6 separate regions of the Homo sapiens genome follow, and all the other regions are linked to region 6. The links are chromatin loops, found by intact Hi-C in ENCODE. Cell type or tissue: PC-9. All regions are shown on one strand. Region 1 holds the start of LOC124903398 (a long non-coding RNA gene). Region 2 has its middle 22 kb from the start of NUDT14. Region 3 has its middle 6.2 kb from the start of LINC02298. Region 4 overlaps BRF1 (BRF1 general transcription factor IIIB subunit). Region 5 overlaps CRIP2 (cysteine rich protein 2). Region 6 overlaps AHNAK2 (AHNAK nucleoprotein 2).

Region 1 (4,000 bases), 60 kb after region 6:
ACCTCCACTTGGTCTCTCCCTTGACACGTGGGGATTATGGGGAGTACAATTCAAGATGAGATTTCGTTGTGGACACAAAGCCTAACTATATCACATGGTGTCGCCTGCCTGTGGTTCCAGCTACTCAAGCTGAAGTGGGAGGATCGCTGGAGCCCAGAAGGTCGAGGCTGCAGTTAAGCTGAGATAGTGCCACTGCACTCCAGTCTGGGTAACAGAGCCAACAGATTGGCTGCAATAACAGAAACTGAAAGGAAAATAAATCTCAGGACCCCAAAATCACTAAGCCAACGGGAAAAGTCAAGCTGGGAACTCCATCAGCAAACCTGCCTCCCATCCTATTCCTAAATAAAATAGCTACAAACATAAAAAAGCTATGTCCTTCCCTCAAAATTTGTCCACAGAAAATTCCTTGTGGACAAAAGACACGCAGAACTCAAGAGTCCTCCCTCTGCTCCGGTGAGACAAACGCACAGCTGATGGCTTCTTTGCCCTATTGTTTCACTAAGCTGGACTAAGGCGTAAGTGACTATTCCTATAAATTGTGTATTCAATTAAAGGCTAATCAGAAACTCAAAAGAATGCAAACTTTTGTCTCTTATTTACCTATCACCTAGAAGCCCCCTTCCCGATTTGAATTGTCCCACCTTTCCAGACCATTGAAACGATTCTCCTGCCTCAGTCTTCTGAGTAGCCGGGACTACAGGCACCCACCACCATGTTCGGGTAATTTTTGTATTTTCAGTAGAAATGGGGTTTCACCATGTTGGCCAGGCTGGTCTGGAACTCCTGACCTCAGGTGATCCACCTGCCTCAGCCTCCCAAAGTGTTGGGATTACAGGTATGAGCCATGCACCCAGCCTCAGATACGTTTTGGTTTACCAATTTGGTAACCAACAGAAAGGACTCTGAGGCCGGGCGCGGTGGGTCACGCCTGTAATCCCAGCACTTTGGGAGGCCGAGACGGGCGGATCACGAGGTCAGGGGATCGAGACCATCCTGGCTAACACAGTGAAATCCCGTCTCTATTAAAAATACAAAAAAATAAGCCGGGCGTGGTGGCGGGCGCCTGTTGTCCCAGCTACTCGGGAGGCTGAGGCAGGAGAATGGCGTGAACCTGGGAGGTGGCGCTTGCAGTGAGCCAAGATTGCGCCACTGCACTCCAGCCTGGGCGACAGAGCGAGACTCTGTCTCACAAAAAAAAAAAAAAAAAAAAAGACTCTGAGTGGAGGTGACCCTGACCTTCAACAAATCTATCAGTGATTGGTACCAGCTTGAGCTTTCTTTACGGCTCAAACCAATAGGACAATTTGCTGAAGACTGGGAGCTTCCCTCCCTCCAGAGAATCCCAGATCTCCCAAAATTTGGTTGAGATCTACAGTTTATTTTTCTGTGCAACTGTCAGAGGCGTGTGAACCAGAGCAACTCCACCTTGAATAGGGGCTGGGTAAAATGAGGCTGAAACCTACTGGGCTGCATTCCCAGACGGTTAAGGCATTCTAAGTCACAGAATGAGACTAGGAAGTTGGCACAAGATACAGGTCATAAAGACCTTGCTGATTTAAAAACAGGTTGCAGTCAAGAAGCCAGCTAAAACCCACCAAAACCAAGATGACCACAAGAGTGACCTCTGGTCATCCTCACTGCTACACTCCCACCAGCACCATGAGAGTTTACAAATGTCATGGTAACGTCAGGAAGTTACCCTATATGGTCTAAAAAGGGGAGGCATGAATAATACACTCTTGTTTAGCATATCATCAAAAAGTAACCATAAAAACGGGCCATCAGCAGCCCTCAGGCCTGCTCTGTCTACGGAGTAGCCATGCTTTTATTCCTTTACTTTCCTAACAACATTTATTTCCCTTTATGTACTCGCCCTGATTCTTTCTTGTGCGAGATCTAAGAACCCTCTCTTGGGGTCTTGATCGGGACCCCTTTCTTGTAACACAACTCCTTTTTTTGGAGTTTTACTTGCTTCCAACAAGGAAGGCAAGTTTTCCTGCTTCCATGACGGTGGAAGGCAGATAACTCCTTTCCGGAGTTCGAGCCTGCTTTCAACAGGGAAGGCAAATTTGAGTTTTCCCCTGCTTCTAGAATGGAAGATGGCAGTCTTCAGCCTGAGACCCATTCCTAGGTAAGTAGCTTAATTGGGTTTTCGTCTTGGCTAAAGTTATGATTAACAACCAGCTGGTCTCAGTTTCTCTTTACCATTAGAGTGCTCAGTAATCATATTGTTGGGATCTTTTTTAAAAAAATGTTTTCCGGTCTTTCTCCCATTAGATTTGACCCACTCTACCTGCCTTGGTCAAATCCGAATGAGAATTCCAAATTATGGGGAACAAGGACTTTCTGAATTACCTAAAATTCCTCACAGATGCAAAAGAGAAAACCAAAACAAAACCATACTCTCGGTTTCCGCGTTCGCTCCCCGTCGCGCTCTCGGTTTCCGCGTTCGCTCCCCGTCAGGCTCTCGGTTTCCGCGTTCGCTCCCCGTCAGGCTCTCGGTTTCCGCGTTCGCTCCCCGTCAGGCTCTCGGTTTCCGCGTTCGCTCCCGGTCGCGCTCTCGGTTTCCGCGTTCGCTCCCCGTCGCGCTCTCGGTTTCCGCGTTCGCTCCCGGTCGCGCTCTCGGTTTCCATGTTTGCTTCCTGTCTTACTTTTCTTCCACCCTGTTCCTCCTTCCCCTTCACCAACTTCAGTACCAAGAAAAAAATCTAGAGGTGTCTAATGACTCAAATCCTGTAAAGAACTCAGAACAATGGCACCACTCACCCCTTTTGGGGTGTTCTGTTTTCTTGGTGGCGTTTCAAGAGTCATGGACAGGTCCTTCTGGGTCTAAGGCTCTGGCTCCTGCTACATTACCTGTATTCTTTGGCTTTGTGGGGGTACCAGAGATGACCTTGCGCTATGAGAGGATTTGAGCTTGGCGTTTATAATCATGGTGGGCGAGAGCTACAAAGTTAGGGGTGGCTGAGGACAGTTTATAGGAAGTGGTCTTGGCTGGGATTTTTTCCCCCTGGGAAGTTGTTGTTTAGGATCCTAATTCTAGTTCGGAGGTGCATTTTAAAGGGTCTTCTCCATTGCCTTGTATGCACATTTGCATGAGGAACTCAACTGTTGTTTTCATAGGTAAATGAGAGATTGAGTTTCCTCAGCTCCAAAAAGAAAGGACATTTTGCTTTTCCCAGTGGAAAGGTGCTCCTGGGTGAATGGGGGCCAAGCAGGAGTGTCCGGGGGGTTGACCCGCTGCGATGTGCGACGGTCCTACAGGAAACCCCCAACAAAATTAGTTTAAAAGGTTGTCCAGGAAGCGCATGTAAGAGTGGCTCACTCCGCACTTTGAGCCCTTCTGGAGGTACTTAGACGTCCTGAGAGAGAAATTGAGACACTTAGACCTCCGGAGAGAGAAATTGAGACACGTGAGAGGGCAGCAATGACTCGTGGTGACACTGTGAAGTCCCACCCGCAACCAGCACAGTTTGACCCATGACACTTGCTAGGCCACAGGTCACTTCCTCCTTTTGAGAAAAAAATGTGGGAAACAAATCATCTAAGAATGAGGAAAGCCAAGGAAAGCAACGCCTCTTGGGCCCCCGTTTGGTTTTATGATGCCTCTGTTTGCAAGTGTTTGTATAAAATGGAAATATGGTCTTTCTGTGCACAATTACGTCAAGGAAAATGCAGCGCCTGAGGGTCGGCCTGCAACTGTCAAGTTCCTAAGTGGGTTTTTTTTGTTTTTTCTTTTGTTTTGAGACAGTCTCGCTCTGTCACCCAGGCTGTTGTGCTATGGCACCATCTCGGCTCACCGCAACCTCCACCTGTTGGTTTCAAGTGATTCTCCTACCTTAGCCTCCTGAGTAGCTGGGATTACAGGCACCCGCCACCATGCCCAGGCTAATTTTTGTATTTTTTAGTAGAAACGGAGTTTCACCATGTTGGCAAAGCTGGTCTTGAACTCCTGACTTCAGGTCATATGCCTGCCTTGGCCTCCCAAAGTACTGGG
Region 2 (4,000 bases), 230 kb after region 6:
AAGCGCATCTCCCCTACAAGGACAGGGGCGCTGGCCTGTGGGCAGCACTTCCCGGTTCCCTGCTTCATCCTCGCCGACTCTGCGCACGCACTTGGCTGTCAGGCTTTCTCCACGCTTGCTGAGTGAATCCATGAACAAATGCATGAGAAACACGCATTTTCCAGAACCCCACGTGCAGCTGGAGGGAATGCTCCGGTCAGGGATTTGTGGGAGGGGAAGTCCGAAGGGGTGAGGCCTGGAGGGTGGGCTGTGTGGGGATGGCAGCCACTCCCCATCCTCCGGGCGCCGCGGGGGCAGAGCACAGAGACAGAAGCTCGAACATCGTCTCCATGCTGGGTACATGTCTCCCAGCATGTGTGTTCCTGGACCCCAGGCAGGCGAGGCTGTGGCCTGCAGGTGCTGACCCTAGCTCAGCCTCAGCCCACAGTGCCGCCTCCACCTGCCAGGTTCTGTGGCACCTGCAGTCCGGCCCTGCACTGCCGCCCAGGACCCCCACAGCGGCCAACTCAGCTCAATGGGTGGGTGGTCAAGGCTGGAGCAGAGCCATGGGGGCCAGCCCCCGAGGTGTGCTGGCGGCCGGGTTAGGCTGGGGTCATTTTCCCAGGCTCCACCAAGGCGGGTACCTGGCAGACAACGTTATTGTCCACAGGGAGGCAGCAATGACTCAGTCGGGCTGGTGCAGAGGCCCCCGGCCGCAAAGGAAAGGAGGGTCCCCACATCGTCTGGCAGAGTGGGCACTGCCTCCCCTGGGCAGGTGTGACTGGGCCTTCTGCCCGGCCTCCTATCCCAATCTCAGTCCAGCTAGGGCCTCCTGGGCCTCTGTGGTCCCAGCTTTGCTGTTAAGTGGGTACATGTAACGCTCCCTCCCTGCCTGTCAGCGGGCCTGAGCTGCGGGCACTTCCCCAATCGAGGCCCCCCGGACTGCTCAGGAGTGCCCCGACCCCAGCTGTGGCTCCTCCCTGTCCAGGGTGAGCTGGGGTGTCAGTCCTGGGGGCATCAGTGATGGAACAGAGTCGGGTTGAGGTCAGGGTTGGGTCCCCCAGCCTAGCGCCCCTGACTTCACAGTTCCAGCCGTGCTCATTGTGTGGGGACAATGGCTTCCTGAGCCAGGTTCCTCTCCGGGCAGGAAAACCACACAGAACCTCCTCTTTGCCTCCGCCCACGGCCCCTTTGAAGGGCCTGGGCCAGCCTCAGGCACTGACTGCAGCCTTGGGGCCTGCCCCCGGCGCCACCTCTTACCAGCCTAGCCCAGGCCCCGGTCTCCCCAGGGACCTGCCAGTCCTCCAGACACGTAGTACAGGCTGCAGGGACAGTTACTGACGGCCCAGGAAGCCGCCGGCCAGAACCATGCAGGCAGTGGGCTCAACACAGCATCAGAGCTTGGAAGGACGCAGAGTCCTGGGCCCGGACTCCGTACAGGCTGGAGACGGAGGCAACCGACCCCCCTCGGTGCCTCCCAAGAGGCCAGGGTACATCTGCAGGGTGGCTGAGCCCTGTGGGGGCGGACAGCCAAGGGACCCTGGAGGGTGTTGGCCCTGGAGCAGGCGCACCTAGGCTGGAGAGGGCAGAGGGTCCTGGCACTCAAGGCCTGAGAAGGGCCATCTGTCCTCACACAAGACAGGGGACTCGAAGCGGGGCTGCCTCAGGGCGTGTGCATGCCCTGCTTCCCCAGATGGTCCTGGGATGCCCCTGGAGATGCAGAAATTGGGGACCAGTCCTGCAGGGGAAGGCAGGATTGAGGGCTTTCTAGAGTCACAGGTGGCAGGTGGGTCTGGCAGAGCTCTGCACTCTGAGGCCTCCAGCCGTCTGTTCACCTTGCTGGTGAAGGTCTTAGACCCCAGGCAGAGGAGGCTGGGATGTTCAGGCCTGGGGTGTGTCCAGGGCCCCACTAAGGTCTCTGGTGCCAGGACTGGGACAGGGACTGGGATGCTGCAGGGGCAGGTAATCTCCTGAAGCCCCCAAGGCTCAGGGTTACTTTTCCTCCGAGCCTGTCTCCACCGTCTTGGCCAAGGGGTCCTCAGACCCTGAAAGGGAAGGACCGAGGAGGAAGGCGAGAAGGCCTTGCTGTGTGGGGTTGGGGGCCACCAGCCAGGCAGGGCTCCAAGATTCAACAAAGACCTGATACAACAATTAAGAACATAAAGGCATCTTCGTGGCCTCCGGATTCACCAGATGGGGTGCAAGGTGGGCTTCATCACCCGGGAAAAGGCCAAGTGTCCCAAGAACATAAATGTCCGCTTCCAGATGGTGCCGCCCGTGGCCGCCAGGGGGCGGGCCAGCCGAGTCTCCCGGACACACTGGGCAGGCCGGTCCCGCAGGAGCCTGGATCCCGGGTGCCCATCCCTCAGCGGGTCCACGTCAGCCTGCTGTGTCTCGCTACCACCTCCAAGCTCCATGGGAGAACCACAGGGCGGCCCCCACCCACCATCACCCAGCTGTGGGGGCTGGGAAGGGCGTGCTCCACACTCCTTTGCCCGACTCCCTCAAACCAGGGGAGCGGGTGGCAGTCCCTGGTGGCAGACTCAGACTCTAGACAGTGACAAAAGAGCCCCCATTTCTGGCCCCAGGCCCAGCAGCTCCTCATGCAGCAGCCCCTGCCCCACCTGGAACAGGACCAGAGAGCAGCAGCAGGCCTAGAAGAGGGCTTCTGTCAGTGTCTTGGAGGACACTGGGGGACAGACGGTGGAAAGAGGGGCTGGGAGGTGGAGGGAGGGGATGGGGGGGAGGTGAAGGGAGGGGTGGGGGATGGGGAGCAGGAGGCAGAGGGAGGGGTGGGGGCATCCTCAGGGGCTGCCCGGCATCTGCCCTCGCAGAACCTCTCATTCAGTGAGAGACCCTGCAGGTGTCCCTTGCTGCCCCAGTAATGCTCAGCCCAGGCCCAGGATTCCTGACCCACCCTGGCTGGGCTGACCAGGGGCCTGTTTGGCAGAGGGGCAGACGTGGGCAACAGAAGGCACCTGGGGGTTGGGGGAGCCTGGGACTGTCTGCTGTCCCCTATTCCAGGGGCCTGGGCAGTGGGGGGGTCACGCTGGAGTGCTCACCCAGCCTGGCGCTGCCTCACTCCCCGAACTGCCAGGAAGCTCACCTCACTCCCCACTCTGTGGCCGAGGGATGGAGCAGGTGCCAGGTCACACAGCACTGGTGTGGGCTGGGTGACCATCAGGTGCTGGAGTTACCAGACACAAGCCCCCAGACCATCCCTCCCCGCTGCATCTGTGGGGAGTGGCTGCAGGGGCAGGCCTGGTGACTCCTGGGCCCTGTCACAGTGCCCCTGTGAGGAGAAACTACCATGAGCATCCCCAGCCAGGTGCGGTGGCTCACACCTGCAGTTCCAGCTACTCTGGGGGCCGAGGCAGGAGGATCGCTGGAGCCCAGGGATTTAAGGCCAGCCTGGGCAACATAGCATGACTCAATCTCAAAAAGAAATTTAAAAATTAGAAAGATCACCCACAGGCCCACAAGTGTCCGAGGGCTCAGCCACCATGTGGGTGTGGACTGCGGCCAGTTGTCTGCCCCAACCGGGCCCGACACCCTGAGCTGGTCCAGAGGCTCCCGGCCCTCAGCATCTGTGCATCCAGGTGTGGGTCTGGGTACACACGCTCAAGCCCGTGCACATGGTGGTGGGATGGGTGCGAGCAGACGTGTGTGCGGATGAATGTGTGTACGTGTACACGCGTACTGGGTGTGCATGAATAGCGGCCATGTAGGAGGGTGTGGTGTGCATGGAAGGGCACTCACAGGTGTGCACAGGCACACGTACGTAAGGGCATTATGCATTTCTCTGTGGATGGTCACATGCCTGCACACGTGTGCCCCTGAGGCTGCCAGCTCCGTCCTCTCTCTGGCTGGCTGACTCTAGCTCAGCAGCCAGCAGCCAGCAGCCAGCAGCCCACGTGGCCCTCAGCCCCTGCCCTGCCCTCCCCTCTGGCATGCGGGCAAAGGTGACTTGGACTTGGCAGAGGGCAGGAAACTCCAGGAAAGCTCTGTGGCTGCATGAGTG
Region 3 (4,000 bases), 120 kb after region 6:
CAATGGCACCCCAAGAGCTAAAATGGACTCTAGGGGGGTGGCCAGGCCCTGGTGGGGGAGGTACACTCCCACTGCCCAGATCCAAACCCGATGGCTGGGCCCTGACCTGCAGGGTCCCAGGCTCACCAGCCCCTCCTCCTCTAACAGGCCGGTGCTCAGTTCCTCTTCCCCTCCGGAGAGACCCAGCTTCCCACAGCCTGTTTCTCTGGGGGACAATTCCCTGCAGCTTGGGAATTCTCACCGTCCCACCTCCCATTTTATCTTCTCTTCTTTCTCTCTCTCGCTCTCTTTTTTTTTTTTTTTTTTTTTTTTTGAGATGGAGTCTCACTCTGTCACCCAGGCTGGGGTGCAATGGCCCAATTTCGGCTCACTGCAACCTCTGCCTCCTGGGTTCAAATGATTCTCCCGCCTCAGCCTCCCAAGTAGCTGGGACTACAGGGACCCGCCATCATGCCCGGCTAATTTTCGTATTTTTGTAGAGACCGGGTTTCACCATGTTGGCCAGGCCAGTCTTGAACTCCTGACCTCAGGTGATCCGCCCACCTCGGCTTCCCAAAGTGCTGGGATTACAGGCGTGAGCCACCGCGCCCAGCCCACCTCCCATTTTCTTAGAAGAAACTGAGACACAAAGAGCCTGAGAAAGTTGCTTAAGGTCACACAGCCCATCAGAGGCAGGGTGCAGGGTGAGGCACAGGGACCAGAAACTTCTTCCACCTGATATCTCTGAGACAGCGGCCTCCCTGTTCCCCTCTTGCCACAGTCTCTCCAGGATAAGGTGAGGGTGTCAGGGGCCTGGGTCCCCACTTGCGACCCCACCGGGCTGCTCCTGGGACGGGCTGTGCAGGCCAGGAGACTGGCGGACCTAAGAAACTGAGACGTGTTTCTCAGCTCCCCCAACCACGTCCCCAGCCCCGCCGGTCCCGGAGCTGCCCTGCCGCCTGGTGGCTGCGGCTGCGCTGCGCCCGACCGGCCCGCGCTCCAGGGCATCCGACCTCCAGTTCCCCCGCCCGCGCCCGGGAGTGCGCCGAGAGCAGCAGAGGTCGAGACAGCAGCCCGGAGGTGGTGTTACCCGCAACCTCGGCTCCTGCGCTCGGGGCCGCTTCTCTCCTGGGTGCAGTCAGCTCTGCGCGGGGGACCCTCAGCACGCCGTCCACGGACACGGCTCCCTCGGCCACAGTCTCCTCCCCGCCATCAGACGCACTGCAGACCTGGGGCCTTTGTTTCCCAGGCAGGGAAATGGGCGTGCTGCGCCCACGGGCGCAGGGAGGACGGGGGAGCCCGCCCTGGGGGCCTGGAGGATTCGCGTGGCCTCCGCGGTCCAGAAGTACTCCTCTCCCCTAGCGATCCCCAGGATTCTCTTCCCCAGTTCCCTCCCTGGTCTAGAACCGAGACTCACAGCTCCCCACCCCTCGGTCCCGAGTTCCCTGTCCCCTCCCCCCAGGCCGGGAACCACCCAGTCCCCTCCGCGCCTCCCCAACCCCCAGCCCAGAGCATTCCTGCCCGCACCGTACCCTTCAATCTCCGCCCCCGGCCAGGAGCCTCCCTGGCCCTTCCCGCCCGGCGGGGCAGGCTCCGGGCAGGCGGGCAGCCTCGCGGCGGCGGCATCCGCGCCCACCTTCATGCCGCCGCAGGCTGGAGCGCGCCTGGGCCTGTCGAGGCCGCTGGCGGAGCAGCGGCGGGGCGGGCGGGGAGGCTGCGTCTGCGCGGCCCGGAGGAGCCCCCGCAGAGGCTGGAGCGAGCCCAGGCAGGCTGGGGCGCTGGCGCGGGGCGAGCTGGCGGGGGCGGGAGAGCTGGCCCAGCGCTGGGTTTCCTGGGTCCCAGCACGCACGCGCGCCTTAGTGGGGCGCCGGCCCGCTTCCCAGGCAGATCGCCCTTGGCCTCGCCTCTGGCTCTTTTATTTGCACAATCACCCCGAGGTGGGTGATGCTATTGTTCCCACTTTTCAGATTCGAAAGTCGAGACACAACTGGAATTCGTATCCAGGTTCCAGACACCGCCCGTCCTCGGGCAGAGGTTTGCGCAGAAACAAGCATCATTCCTGACCTTAGGGACCTCACCGAGCCTGCCTGCGGGCAGGGCAGGGAGGTGCTGAGAATTCGGGTGCACGTGCCAGCACCCGGGGCCCCAGAGCTCCCCTCCCCATGAAGCCCTCCCTCAGCCCCCTCCCTGGAGAAATGGCGAGCCATCTGGAAGGAGGTCGAGAGGGGACCCGCTCCCGCCAGGACCTCTCTTCTGGGAGTGGAGGAGTGGGCGGAGGAGAAGGGTTCCTGAGTCCCCAACCCGGTCCCAGGCCCTGGGAGCCGCCCCTCGCCCCCTCGGGAATCTAGTTCTCTTTGCCAAACCGCCAGCCCGGGCGGAGGGCTGGGGGCGGGGGCGAAGCCGAGCGCGCTGACACACGCGCCTGGAATTCCCAGGAGAGCCGGCCGCGGCCTGTGACCTCTTCTGCTCTTGGCCGGCCCCAGCCAGCGGGGCCGAGGGGAGGACAGGCTCCCTCCACGGGGGTGGGGCGCACACCCACCTCGTTCCTCCTGCTGGAGCCCGCCCTGTCCGTGTCCCTCCCCCTCCCAGGCAGCCTGCCTGGAGGTAGCAGTACCCTCTGTGCTCCGGACCCAGGCAGATGTGAACTCCCCTCACTCCACAACCACCAGAGACAGCCCGGGGCAGACCCTGTCCAGCTCCTGCCCCAGGGCCTTGAGCACATTACCAAATGCTCTGTGCCTGTTTCCCCATCTCTGCAAAGGGTGCTAACGGCCATCTCAGAATGGCTCGTTGAGATTCAAAGTGTCTTGTAAATGGTTGTTACAATTGCATGGAAGGTAAACTGAGGCCCAGAGGCCCCAACACCACAGAGCCACGTCTACTCACCAGCCCCCAGCCCCCACCACTCCCCGCACAGTGTCCTCCATCATGCTGTGGGTTTTGGAGGTTCAGAGGGCACCCAGCTGGGAGCTCGAGGCAGGCTGAGCTGTACACAGTGGTGTGAATGGGCGTGCATGTCATGCAAGGCAGTGTGCTGTGTGCCCTCCACGTGTGAAGGTGTGTGCCTGTGTGTGAGTGCTGGTGTGAACATGTGTGTGTACCCTGTGCTCATGCAAGTGTGCATCGTGTGTATGCTGGAAGCAGTGTGTGCGCGCACGCATACTCTGGGCAATCCACTCCTCGGGTGTGGTGTTGTGTAAACAGTGGAGGTCTCAGATGCCAGTCCCTGGGGACACTGGGCCCCCGCCCCAGGTTTGGCTGGCCCAGCTTGTCCCCTCCCCTGATCAGCCCTTGCCAAGGAGTGCTTTGCCATCTGGGGGCTAGAGGGAGTTGTGGTGGGTTCAGCGCCCTGCAAGGGCAGGCCTGTGCCCTGAGAGCAGATGGTCCCCGGCTTACCCTCCAGGCCAAGAAGTCCCCCAGCTCAGGTGACAGCAGAGCCCAGGAAGGAGGGCCAGCCAGGTCAGCCAACCCCAGGGAACCCCCCACCCCGACGGCGCTGGGCACTCAGGATGGGGGACTCCGCAGAAGCCTTAAGGACTGACAGTCCAGGGAGCTGGGGTCCTGCCGTGCAGACACACTGGGGGACCCAGGTCTGCAGGGACTCGCTGCAGAACCAGGAGTCCCAGGGCACACGAGCCTCCCTGCCCAGGTTGCTGGCAAGCCCCTGGGGTGAGTGGGGGCCCAGCTGCCCCGCCCTGAGCAGGCTCAAGCCCGCTTCCCAGATCCCCCCTGAACCCACTGCCCGCGAAGCAGGGTAGGAGATGGAGCAGGGGACCACAAACTCACAAACTGAGACCTGTCCCTTCACCCTGGGCCCAGAGACCAGGCAGACCACTTCCCACCCAGACCCAGAGCCCAGAGGGGTCTCATGGGCTGGCCCACCCCACCACATCCCCGTATGGCCTCCGCCCTGACAGCTCCCGAAGGCCAGGGATGCTCCCTCCCCTGGTGTGGGGGGCTGGGATGGGTGAGCCAGGGCCCCCACCCACCCCTAGCCTTGTCGCTCCTGCCGCAGGTTCCT
Region 4 (4,000 bases), 310 kb after region 6:
GGAGCTCTCCTTCCTTGCTGCTGGGAGCACAAAATGGCTCAGGTGCTTTGGAAAAGGGTTTGGCAGTTTCTTACAAAACTCAGCATACTCTCACCACACCACCCAGCAATCACTCAGAAAAACCTGCACGTGACGTTTACAGCAGCTTCACTCATAATCGCCCAAGCCCAGATTCCCTTCAGCAAGCAGGTGAAAGGATAAATCAACTGTGGCGCACCTAGGCGGTGGAATATTACTCACCACTAAAGAGAAAGAGGCCACAGGCTGTGCAGAGACCTGGAGGACAGTTAAATGCCCATGGCTGAGTGACAGGCTGCACAGAGAAAGGATGCACAGTGTGCAACTCCAGCTCTACGACCACATGACCAAGCGCCGGTGAAAAGATCAATGGTTGCTGGAGGCTGGGGAAGGAGGGATGAATGGGTGGAGCTCAGGGGATCTTTAGGACTCTGAAAGCACTCTGTATGAAACTGTAACAGTGGTTACCCGTCACTACGCATTCATCTAAACCCATAGAACACGCACCGCCCAGCGTGAGCCTGGGTGTGTGGTGGAAGCTGCGTGATCCTGAGCCCAGGTGTGCAGATACAGCCTGAATGATCCTGAGCCCGCGTGCGCAGGTGGAGGCTGCATGATCCTGAGCCCGCGTGTGCAGGTGGAGGCTGTGTGATCCTGAGCCTGCGTGTGCAGGTGGAGGCTGCATGATCCTGAGCCCGGCTGTGCGGTGAAGGCTGCGTGATCCTGAGTCCGGGTGTGCGGATACAGCCCGCGTGACCCTGAGCCCGGGTGTGCGGATATAGCCCACGTGACCCTGAGCCTGGGTGTGCAGGTGGAGGCTGCATAATCTTGAGCCCAGGTGTGCAGGTGGAGGCTGCATGACCCTGAGCCCGGGTGTGTGGATACAGCCCACGTGACCCTGAGCCCAGGTGTGCGGATACAGCCTGCGTGACCCTGAGCCCAGGTGTGTGGACAGAGCCTGCGTGACCCTGAGCCCAGGTGTGTGGACAGAGCCTGCGTGACCCTGAGCCCGGGTGTGTGGATACAGCCTGCGTGACCCTGAGCCCAGGTGTGTGGATACAGCCTGCGTGACCCTGAGCCCAGGTGTGCGGATACAGCCTGCGTGACCCTGAGCCCAGGTGTGTGGATACAGCCTGCGTGACCCTGAGCCCGGGTGTGTGGATACAGGCTGCGTGATCCTGAGCCCAGGTGTGCAGGTGGAGGCCGTGTGATCCTGAGCCCGGGTGTGTGGATACAGCCTGCGTGATCCTGAGCCCGGGTGTGTGGATACAGCCTGCGTGACCCTGAGCCCGGGTGTGTGGATACAGCCTGTGTGATCCTGAGCCCGGGTGTGTGGATACAGCCTGCGTGATCCTGAGCCCAGGTGTGCGGATACAGCCTGTGTGACCCTGAGCCCGGGTGTGTGGATACAGGCTGCGTGATCCTGAGCCCAGGTGTGAGGTGGAGGCCGTGTGATCCTGAGCCCGGGTGTGTGGATACAGCCTGCGTGACCCTGAGCCCAGGTGTGCGGATACAGCCTGCGTGACCCTGAGCCCGGGTGTGTGGACAGAGCCTGCGTGATCCTGAGCCCGGGTGTGTGGACAGAGCCTGCGTGATCCTGATGAGTCGATGTGGGGCGGCTGACTGCAGCTCGTGCACCACAGTGGAGGGGGGCACTGACGGGGTCAGGGGAAGCTGTGTGGTGGGAGGTGCTCAGAGTCTACAGGAACTCTCTGCCGATCCATTTTGCTGTGAACCTAAAATGCTCTAAAAATTACAAGTCTTTTTTTTTTTTTTAAATTCCTTTCTATATGATTCCCACTGTATGAAGCAGAAAACCAAGTGAAGCCAGTGGGCAGCAGGTGCTTTCTGAGCTGCTGCAGGCCTGACTCATGTGGATTTGTCAGGTGGTTCATGGAAGGTCAGCACATTTCATGCACTTTACTATGCGTGCTATACTAGGAAAAACAGACCAAGAGAACAGAAAAAGAATTTCCCTGAGAAACGCGTCCCAAACGAAAGGCTCATCAGGTCAATGAAGAGAGCCCCACCTAGCGGCATTTCAGAACCGTCGCTTCAGAACATCAAAGAAATCATCCCAAAAGGCCTGAGATTTTAAAAACAGAGATCAAAACACACTGGCATTCAACGTCTCTTGCTGGTGGACCCGGAGCAGATGCTCCCCACATTCCATGGGGTGCCTGTCTCAACCCCTTGGCAACCATCCCAGGGGGAAGGGGCAGGAGTTTCTCTCTCCCAGACCCTTTCTCTAAATACAGTCTCAGCGTGTCCCCAGCAAACCAAAGGAGGGGCCTGTGACCTCGCAGGGTGCACGGAGGCAAGCAGAGGAGACAGAGTCCTCGCAGAACATGACTGTCGCTGCGGGCAGGAAGGGTGGCCCGTGAGTTTATTTCCATCTTTGCAGTTTTCTAAGAAAGGCAATCAAGACTTCACCAAAACAGTAACAGTCGGAAGCTACATTCACAGATTTCCACCAAACCTGGCAGGCTGGGTGGCGGGCGGGAGTGGAGGCCGTGGGCCAAGCTTGCAGCGGGACCAGGGCTGATATGAAAACTTCAACCAAGGCGGTATGGGGAGAACAAAGGAGAATAAACAAAATTTAAACAAACATAACCCATGATAAATCAATCAATCAAAATAAAGGGTTTTTTAAAAGTAAGATAAATACAGCCAGGTGTAGTGGCTCACACCTCTAATTCAAGCACTTTGGGAGGCCAAGGCGGGTGGATCACCTGAGGTCAGGAGTTCGAGATAAGCCTGGCCAACATGGCAAAACCACGTCTCTACTAAAAATACAAAAATTAGCCGGGCGTGATGGTGGGCACTTGTAACTCCAGCTACTCGGGAGGCTGAGGCAGGAGAGTAGCTTGAACCCAGGAGGCGGAGGTTGCAGTGAGCCCAGATCGCGCCACTGCACTCCAGCCTGGGTGACAGAGCGAGACTCCATCTCAAAAAACAAACAAACAAACAAAAGGTAAGATAAATACGAAATACAAAATAAGAGGCAGGAAGAGCCCAAAGCATCAGAAATGTGCCAGTTATAATGGGCCAAAATCCCCTCTTGTGTCTCCAGAAGTATTTGAAAAATACGTTAGGATCTGCCTCACAGACATGCTCCCAGGACACTCGACAGCAAGGAGGTACGGCGGGCCCAGCCAGCCAAGGCAGAGGAGGACATCACTGCCACAGCAGGGGGCCTGACTGGCAGCAAAAGGGACGACTCCGGCGAAAAGTCAGCAGGAAACAGGACAGGGGCTGGACCAATGGCCTCCCTCAGCCCCACACCCCACCCAGGCAGGAGCGGTGCCTGGCCCGGGGCAGGCGGGTGGGAGAGCTCACTGAGTGGGCAGCAGGGCATGGCCCCTGATGCTGCAGGTACCCAGGCTGCAGCTGCAGAACCTCAGGTGGGAACCCAGGTACAAAGATCAGCATAGGGTCCCCCAGAACCACCCATCCCCAGTAAGACTCAAGAGGGGTGGGGGCCCCGCAGCTTCCCCCACACAGTGAGTGGGGTCCACGGGGCCTCCTGGGCCTGCAGGTCACAACCTTCACTGACACTCACCCCTAATTAGGGAGCATGTATGTTCCAATTTTCATTTCTTTCTTGAACCAAAGGTATTTAAAAGGCTTTTGAAAAGGTAAGATGAGCCATTTCTCTTTCTCTGTTGTTGGTTTCCAATCCTATTGCAATGCACGCGTCTGCACCGACACTACTCTTTGCAATTTGTATAGGTCTGAGGCACGACCAACTCTAGTAAAGATACCGCGAGTTTTTGGGAAAATACAGACTACATTCTCTGTGGAGAACAAAGCTCTTCACATGGAGAAAATCTTGAAGTCAGTAGAAGAAAAAAAGGAGATAGCCTAGTGGCACCACAAGCAATGGGCAGAGCTGGGCCCCAACCCAGGCAGCCTGAGGTCAGGAGGGCCCCTGGGCAGCGCAGCCCCAGCCCCCACCTGGAGGAACTGTAAACGTGTGTGC
Region 5 (4,000 bases), 510 kb after region 6:
GCACGACGGCCAGCCCTACTGCCACAAGCCCTGCTATGGAATCCTCTTCGGACCCAAGGGTGAGTGTAGCCAGGGTGGTCCACGATGTCTTCCCTGCCCTCCCCTTCCCTCCACTGTTCCCCCGACCCACCCCAGCGGCCTCCCTCCACAGGAGTGAACACCGGTGCGGTGGGCAGCTACATCTATGACCGGGACCCCGAAGGCAAGGTCCAGCCCTAGGCTACAGCGGCTCTCATGATGTGGGCTCACCTGCGCCCCAGACCCTGCAGGGGCCCCCCTGCTTGGCTCTGCTGGGAGAGTGCTCAGCCGCCCAGTCCTGCCTGCAAGCCCAGGGCGAGTATTGGAGGAGGGGCAGCCACGGGCAGAGCACCATGCCCATCCCCGAGTCTCTGGTGTGTCTGCCCCCTCTGGCATCCTCTGGGCGTCCCATGATCCCTTCTGTGTCTGCGTGTCCGAATCCCCGTGTGACCCTGTCCCAGCATTTTCCCGCCGACCCTGCGTGTCCCCGTGGCGCTGTCCGCTCTCCCTCTCCTGCTGCCCACCCACCTGCCAGTGTTATTTATGCTCCCTTCGTGGGTGATGGCCACGCCCTCACCATGTCCCTGGCAGAGGGCTTCCCTCCGGGATCCCCTGCCTGGTGCCCACACTGCCTCGCAAGCGCTCGCCACCCTCACGTGGCTCACCTGCTGTTGAGCCTTGTGCTGTCAATAAACGGTTTGAGGATTGCAGGATTGTCTCTGCTTGTGGGATGGATGCAAATCCCAGACCAGGGTCCCTTTCTCCGGTCCATGCGTGCTCCCAGCCAACACCCCTGGGCCTGGCTGCTAGTGGGGGTGGGCTCTTCTCCTGGGGGTCATAGTGGGAGGTGGGGCCCTGGGATGTTTCTGAGCAGGAGGGAGGGATGGGGGCGGGGAGCGTGGTCTCCGGTTTGGGTGGTGGTGCCCACCCAGATGGGGAGGCAGTAAGAACGCCAGGCTGTGGGGAGGTAAGGAAGGTGGGAGGCATTCCGGGGCCAGGGTCCTGGCCAGGGTCAGGTGAGGGTGGGGTCCATGGAGGACAGAGCCTTGGAGAAAAGTTGAACCTAGAACCCTGAAAATACCAACAGCAGGCCTGAGAACCCGGAGCTGCCTGGGTGTGTGGACCCTGGCAAGCGCAGGAGGGGTCCGCCCTGAGAGCAGAGTGTGGCTGAGGAGGGAAGGGGGCCGGGGACCAGAGGAGGGGTCCTGGGCAGAGAATGGGGAAGCCGGCGAAGGTCGGGTGGGACAGAGGTCTCTGGCAGCCCCAGACTGGACTGGGATGCGCAGGAGGGTTTGGGGGCTCTGGTCAGAGCAAGGACTGGAGAGGCTCAGCGTGGCTGTTTCCAGCTTTTGTCCATAGGGTGATGGACAGGCTTTTGTGGACAGGCCTGCCTTGGGTGTGGCCCAGGGACAGAATCCCTGCCCAAGTGTTCTGGTGAAGGTTTTAGTGATGACCGACTCGCCCCTGGCGTCTTCATGGTCCAGGCTCTGCCCTTTCAGCCAGGGGCGCTGGCGGCTCCAAGGAGCTCTCCCCTCCCCCGCGCCCCGCCTTTGCTGTGCGCCACTCCTCGGGTGCCCACTAGAGGGCGCACTGTCCCATTCTGGCAGCACAGAGCAGAAACGTGGAGACCTTCCCCAGTGGCTGAGCCCTGTCCTGGCGCCATCTGGACTTCCCACCTTGGTTTATGCTCCTCTGCTCCTGGCACCACACCGAAGTTGCCTTGGCCCTTCCTTCAGTGAGGGGCACTCAGACCTGGCCACCTCCAGGCCCCTGTCCCCAGTGCTACAGGGTGGCCGGGGCTTTACGCCTCTTCCCTGCTCCCAGCCGTTGGCACAGCTCCCTGCCTGGCCACCCTCCAGCCCATGGGCTCAGACGGAGCTGAGCCTGGATGCTGAGCCCATTGTCCCGAGAGCAGCCATCCATGTCCTGGCGGGGCCTGGGCTGGCTCCGGGGTCCAGCCGTACCACAGCTGCCCTCCAGCCAGGCACCCAGTGCGGTCTCCTCCCACCTGGAATTCAGCCAAAACCCCCGGGGCCTGACGTTGCGGAAGGGACGGCCAGTCCCCAACCCCAGGCAGAGGGGAGGATCAGGCAGGTTCCAGACCCCTGCTCACAGGAGAGGCTGGGATGGTTCCCCTTCTCATCCCCTCCTGCCAGGCCCAGGCTTCCTTGTGTGTGTTGGGGGGTTGTTTCGGGAGAACTGAGAATTTCCGGAGTGCCCGTCTCCGCCCTTGCTGCGGGCTCCCAGGGTTGCATGGGAAATTCCTGCTTTCAGCTTGGCGGGGCGGGGGGCGGGGGGGGGACTGGAGGGCTCAGCTGGACCCCCCTCCCTTGGGAGCCTCCAGTGGAAACTATGTCGTGAGGAGAGTGGTGGGTGGTGTGCCCTTCTCTAAAACCTGGGCGGCGGTGGGGGATTTGTGTGCCAGAAGACCTTCCAGGGTCGGTTGCGGGGATGATGTGGGTAAGGGGTCTCCTCCAGAGATCAGCCCCTGACCCCGCCAGGGACAGCAGCACCCCCGACCCCAGGTCTGGCTGGGGCAGGACCATTTCCTGCGGGGCCGGTTTGAGGATGACGCCTGCCTGCCGTGTTTGTTTCCAAGTCATTGTCATGGAAACCGGGGCGGTTGTTGCTACTGTTTGTCTGGACTGCGTCGCTAGGCGGTGTTGCTGGGGTTGGCTGGGTGCCCACGGCACTAACAGGGCTCGCTTGGTGTCTCCAGCTCCAGGAAGCTATGCCCTCCCAGCCGCCTGCCAGCCAGGTGCTCCCTTGGGTGCCCACAGACCCAGATATCCCCTAAAAGGGAGGGGAATCTGGAATGGGCTCTTCTGCCTTTGGGCGTGCCTGCTTCTCTGTCCCTGCCTTGGGGGCTGCTCTGCCCTCAACCTTCACTCTCTTCTACTTGGACCTATGCCTGGCCAGTGAGGCGGCTCTGAAATGCTATCTGCTCCATCCCTCCCCTTCAGAACCCCTGGGAACCAAGTCCAGGGATCCACAAGGCCCTGGTGCCCCATGGGGCTAAGCTCACACCCCGGCGCTCTGTTGAACCGAGCTGTGCCGCTCCCCGTCTGTACCCCCACTGTCCAGTCTTCCCGTGTCTCCTGGCCAGGTCCCTCCAAGGTATCCCCCACTCCAACCTGGGCTGGTGGGGCCCTCACTGGTGCCCCCAGCCAGGCATCTTTGTGGGGCCAGCTCAGCCTGCAGCTACCCCTGTCTCCACTTCTTCTGGCCCCTGCCCGGGACCCCCAGCACCCTTCCTCCAGGCCCTGCCCAGCCAGTGACCGCAGCATCGGCCCTGGGTACCCCTGCTCCCAGGGTCTTCCCTAATTCCTGGACCCCTTCGGACTCCACACAGCTGGGACTAGCGCCCCTGACCCTGACCCTCCACAGGACTTGGTGGGGCACACCTCCCTCCCGGCCCTGGGTCCAGCTTATTGGGGGCCGGCGGTAGCCTGAGAGGTGGATGTGAGGAAATCACCCAGTGCCGTGGGCCCCTAGCTCTGGACCGTGGAGGGCTGGGCACAGGCAAGGGCAGGCTGGAGGACCAGGACGGCCAGGTATGGGCAGCACTTTTCCCAGCGCCTGATGGGCTTCCGGTGGGGATGTGGGGTCCAGCTGCCAGGCGGGGAGGCTGGAATTCCAGCCTCTGGAATTCCTGGGCTATGGCTGTAGGATGCTGGGTACTAGGCCCAGCCTCAAGAGAGGGGAGGGAGGTCAGGGGCACCCCATCTGGCCAGTCTGTGGAAGCCAGGCAGGGGTGCAGCCCCGCTGGGGGCAGGGCTGGCTGAGGGAGCCCCCTTCTTCCCTCTTTCCACACCTTGCCACGTCTGCTCTGGGAGAGGAGGAACTGCGCAGCCTTCCCACCTGCTCGGGGCTGGAGGTGAGGCCTGGAGGACAGGAGGTGCCTGTCTGGTAAGCCTGTCCCATGCCAGCCCCATGCCAGGTCTGCCCAGGGCAGGAATGGCCACTGAGCCCAGCACGGCCA
Region 6 (4,000 bases):
GCCAGGAGCCTGGCCAGCCCCCAACACTCACTCAGCTTCTTGGAGCTGGGGACCCCACCCTGAGTGCCCACCCCCAGCCTGAGCAGCTGACTGCAGAGGAACAGACCGCTCTGAGTCACACAGCCAGCCCAGTCTGGTGAGTGCCTTAGTGTGCGCCAGGTCCTGCTGTGTGGACAGACACAGGCCTGAGGCAGGTCCCTCCTAGGCAGGCTCTGCACAAACCCTGTGTCTCAGTTTCCCTATGGGGGCCAGGACAGAGGCTGGCCCAGAAGGGAGGAGAGGCATAGCCTAAGGGCCTGCCCCCATGGTCACTGGGCCAGTGACCTTGGGGCCTGGTCATCTGCCACCTGCCTGAGCCCCCAGGGCAGCCGACCCTGGCCTCCCTTCAGCCCGCTCAGCCCAAACTCACAGCGGCCACCACACCTCGAAGCACCAGGGTATCTGGTAAGCAGGGTGCGGTGGGGCTCAGGAAGCAGCATTTTTTGAAACAGGGTCTCTCTCTCACCCAGGTTGGAGTGCAGTGGTGCGATCATGGCTCACTGCAGCCTCAAACTCCTGGACTCAAACCATCCTCCCGTGTCAGCCTCTCAAGTGGCTGGGGCTCCAGGTGACGCCACCACACCTGGCTAATTTTAAAAATTTTTTGTAGAGATAGGATCCTACCATATTGTCCAGGCTGATCTCATACGCATGGGCTCAGGTGATCCTCCCGCCTTGGCCTCCCAAGTGGCTGGGGCTGCAGGCACACACCAGCACGCCTGGCTAATTTTTAAATTTTTTGTAGAGACAAGGTCTCCCTGTGTTGCCCTGGCTAGTCTCAAACTCCTAGGCTCAAGTGATCCTTCTGCCTCAGCCTCCCAAACTGCTGGGATTACAGGTGTGAGCCTCCGCACTGGCCTAGCTTTTTTTTTTAACAAGCCTCCCATCCTTCCCCGTCATTTCAATACAAGTGGTGGCTGAGAAACACCTGAGTCCCATGACCCCAAGTCCCCCACTATCCAGAGCTCCAGCTGCCTGGCCCACCTCCTGGTCACCTCACCCTGCTGCACCCTGGGCCCTTAGCCCCCACTCCTCTTTGCTCTGGGCAGCCAGGAGGCTCCAGCAGGACTCAACCAGCTGTGCTACGTGTAGCCCCCCTGGGATCCCAGTGTGCCAGCCCTGTGCCCATAGCCTGGGTGTGGACGTGCCTCCAACAGGCAGTCTGGAGCAGGCCCACACAGCCGAGGCCCAGCCCAGGCCTTAGGGGCAGCGAGGGGTCAGACCCAGCCTGGGAGGTCAGCGATGGAACGGCTTGCACCTGCACCAGGCCCCAACGGCATGGGAAGAGGTGGGAAGGTGCAGCTGAGAGGGCTGCCCCCGCCACGGGATGCCAGGGTGGCCTGAGGTGGGCACACAGAGAAGGGGTCCTCAAGTAGGCCAGAGGACTTCAAGGGCAGGGAAGGCTCTGTCCCAGCCCCAGGGCAGGGGCACTTGCCGGCAAATGGGGTGGGAGAGGCCTCAGGGGCTCCTCAGGCCTGAAAGGTGGGGACCTGATTCCAGGCCCCTTCTGGGCCTCCCCCCATTGCAATACCCTAAAAAGGCTGACACAAAAACCTAACGGTCACAAAGATAGAAAACGACTCTATTTACACGGAGGCAGGAAAGCTGGCCACGTCTGCTCCAGGGACACTCCCAGACAGCTCTCACCTGGGAACGCTGTTTACTGTTTACCACCTGACACCCACACTCAGCCAGGCAGGGCAGGGCTGGCTGAGTCAGCGCCGTACCCAGAGGCCCAGCCTGCTGGAGTGGGACAGGAAGGAGACGCTGGCACAGAGCGGGGCCGTCATGCCAGACACAGCACTGACCCCCGCAAGAGCCTTTGCTGGGGCCCCCACCCCAGCTACGCCCACCTCACAGCAGCCAGAGGGAGGTGCCCTGCACAGCTGGCCACAGCGCTGGCCACGCAAGCCCTTCCCAGACCCTCGCTGCAGTGCGGCCAGTGTGGTCCGCCAAGCCCTGGAACACATGACGGAGATCTCCTCCTGGTGCACCCTCCCCAACGCGGACAGCCATGGGAACGCACCACACCCTGCCCCAGGCCCTCTCCAGACTCTAAGCACGTGCCACTGGCTCTGCCTGGGGCACCCTCCCAGCTCAGATCCTGGACTTGCTCCCCCGCCAGGCACTCAGAACCGAGCCCTCGGCTCCAGAGCCCCTGGCGGTGGGTGCCCACAGCACGGTGCAGACACACAGCAAGGGATGGGGTCAGGCTGGAGGCCCTGGGCTCTGGCTCAGGGGGCCACTTACTGGGAAGGGTAAGAGCTGGAGAGCCATGCTTCACACCTGCCCCTGTTGCTACCCAGTCCCAAGAGAGGCACACTTGACCACCAGCAGGCGGGTGCTGGGCAGGGCCTTGCTCACCTGCCTCAGTTCCCGGGGGCCCCACCTACCGGACCCCTGGCACCACGTGGTGGGACTCAGTGGTCAGGCAGGTGTCTGATCAGCTGGAGGGACGGCAAGCAGGGGCTCTGCTAAGCCACCACATCACAGACCCTGAGACCTAGGCCATCCGGCATGTCCCGTGATGCGCACTGAACAGCTAGTCCTGGCTCAGAGCTGCTAGGACCCAGGACCAGCTAGGAGTCGCCATGGGAACTCGGCTGCTGGCGGGGGCCAGGGAGGGCTGAGGGCAGCGGATGGTGAATCAGCCGGGAGGAGGCCAAGGCGTGAAGCTCGGCATTCTCAGGGCGTGTGTCACCAAGGAGCCCGCGGTGCTGGCTCACCCAGGAGCCAGGCCTGCCAAGCAGCAGGAGCAGGGCGAGGACCGAAGGCTGTGGCCCTAAACAAAGGGGCCTTAATTCCACCTGGTGGGGGTGAGTCATGGGGCCTCCTGCCCACCCAGGCGCCATCACCTGACAGCCCCTCCAGCCGGCAGGGCTCACACGGACATAGCCCAGTAAGGGTCCCCCAAGTGTCCTGCCCCTGCCACATCCCGGGTACCCCCAGCTGCCCCTGCTTGGCTATACCCTCAGCAGCGTCCAGGCAGGGGTGTGGCTTGAGATCCCTTTCCGGACTCCTGCCTGGAACAGCCTGGGCAATTGCCTAGCCTCCCACCACCGCCACCCCTGCAGGAAGGAGTCCCTCCCAAGAGCTCTGCAGAGAGGAGGCCCCGATGCCACTCCCACCCTCACAAGCACACATTGGGTCAGCAGGTCCGAGTGCGCAGCAGAGCTGGCAGGGCAGGGACCCGCAGCCGGAGGGGAGGGGAGGGCGGTGGCTGCAAAAACCTCTGCCTGGCCTCTGTGGGGTGCGGGGATGGGGGAGTACCGCCTCCCGCCCCAGCCCCTCCCCATCCCCTGCCTCCTGGGCTCAGCTCCATGTTTCCATTTTAGAAAGTGCTTCTGACTATTAAATATTTATCCGAGCAAGGAAGGCCTTGACTCCCGGCCAGCCGATGACTTCCAAAAAAAGAAAAATAAAGGGAAATCTGGAGGCCCAGGCTGAGTGCAGGTGGGGCCTGGTGGAGACACCCTCAAGCTCGCAGCGTGGCTGGGGATCCCGTCACCCTTAGAGCGGGTGGAGGGGAGCAGAGGAGCATGCCCCGTCCTCCTTGTGTGTCCAGTTAAGCCTCCGCTAAGCTCCCTTAGCTAACCTGGCCTCCACATCCCCCACGGAGCAGCTTCCTTCCCACCAAAACTGCCCTAAGACCTATGGGGCTCCCCGGTGCCCTCAGGACAAAGCCCTCCCTCCAGCAGCTGACGCTGCCACCTCTCCATCCTCACCCCACCCCGTCCCAGATGCACTGGGTTGAACAACTTGCAGGTCCCTGACTTCGCCCTCAGCCTCTGCAGGCTCCTGCTGCTTTGCCTCCGCTTCTTTTTCATGACCAGTCCCGGTCTCCATTGGGCCAGTTGTCCTCCAGGGAGCCCTCTCTGGCCCTTCTGTGCCCCCTAAGGCTGCACTGGCCACAAAAATGGGATTCACATTTGTTGACTGAACAATGGGTGGATCCTTCCTC

The links. Hi-C counts contacts between places; a loop is a spot of excess contacts. Peaks named below come from ENCODE experiments on the same cell type or tissue, not always from the same donor. Only the 100,000 strongest peaks of a DNase experiment are listed, where the experiment ranks them.
Region 1: a loop joins it to region 6, with 5 times the contacts of the local background. A loop is called at or near these places in 106 of 110 quality-filtered maps.
Region 2: it touches region 6 in a loop (5-fold over the local background); 3 of 110 quality-filtered maps call a loop at or near these places.
Region 3: it touches region 6 in a loop (10-fold over the local background); 42 of 110 quality-filtered maps call a loop at or near these places.
Region 4: a loop joins it to region 6, with 6 times the contacts of the local background. A loop is called at or near these places in 3 of 110 quality-filtered maps.
Region 5: a loop joins it to region 6, with 6 times the contacts of the local background. A loop is called at or near these places in 5 of 110 quality-filtered maps.

Annotation. Positions count from the first base shown.
Region 1 is chr14:105,031,057-105,035,056 of GRCh38, forward strand. LOC124903398 (a long non-coding RNA gene) reads left to right here and starts at 1,801. Exons shown (of 2, transcript XR_007064368.1): 1 at 1,801-2,134. RefSeq lists an enhancer at 2,554-3,055. In PC-9, no CTCF peak of the experiment used is centred here; a DNase peak (open chromatin) is centred at 1,525; H3K4me3 peaks cover 568 bases; H3K27ac peaks cover 2,535 bases.
Region 2 is chr14:105,200,892-105,204,891 of GRCh38, forward strand. No RefSeq gene overlaps it. Among named protein-coding and RNA genes, the nearest start is that of NUDT14, 22 kb to the left of the region's middle. In PC-9, CTCF peaks have their summits at 653 (motif pointing right), 860, 2,259 (motif pointing right) and 2,459; a DNase peak (open chromatin) is centred at 3,890.
Region 3 is chr14:105,085,997-105,089,996 of GRCh38, forward strand. No RefSeq gene overlaps it. Among named protein-coding and RNA genes, the nearest start is that of LINC02298, 6.2 kb to the right of the region's middle. RefSeq lists silencers at 781-1,050, 1,561-1,890. In PC-9, a CTCF peak has its summit at 988 (motif pointing left); DNase peaks (open chromatin) are centred at 1,015, 2,055 and 2,375; H3K4me3 peaks cover 1,917 bases; H3K27ac peaks cover 2,243 bases.
Region 4 is chr14:105,279,965-105,283,964 of GRCh38, forward strand. The region is part of intron 2 of BRF1 (BRF1 general transcription factor IIIB subunit); the gene reads right to left. Among named protein-coding and RNA genes, the nearest start is that of BRF1, 19 kb to the right of the region's middle. RefSeq lists an enhancer at 3,063-3,604. In PC-9, CTCF peaks have their summits at 2,068 (motif pointing left) and 2,267; no DNase peak of the experiment used is centred here.
Region 5 is chr14:105,479,435-105,483,434 of GRCh38, forward strand. CRIP2 (cysteine rich protein 2) reads left to right here. Exons shown (of 8, transcript NM_001312.4): 7 at 2-59; 8 at 152-728. The coding sequence ends at 219. Among named protein-coding and RNA genes, the nearest start is that of CRIP1, 5.5 kb to the right of the region's middle. RefSeq lists enhancers at 1,383-2,104, 1,773-1,882, 2,663-2,982 and a silencer at 1,493-1,642. In PC-9, CTCF peaks have their summits at 1,626 (motif pointing right) and 1,827; DNase peaks (open chromatin) are centred at 1,567, 2,057 and 2,677; H3K4me3 peaks cover 699 bases; H3K27ac peaks cover 1,654 bases.
Region 6 is chr14:104,970,651-104,974,650 of GRCh38, forward strand. All of the region lies in intron 1 of AHNAK2 (AHNAK nucleoprotein 2), which reads right to left. Among named protein-coding and RNA genes, the nearest start is that of AHNAK2, 5.7 kb to the right of the region's middle. In PC-9, CTCF peaks have their summits at 2,226 and 2,429; DNase peaks (open chromatin) are centred at 121, 1,741, 2,081 and 2,751; H3K4me3 peaks cover 1,747 bases; H3K27ac peaks cover 4,000 bases.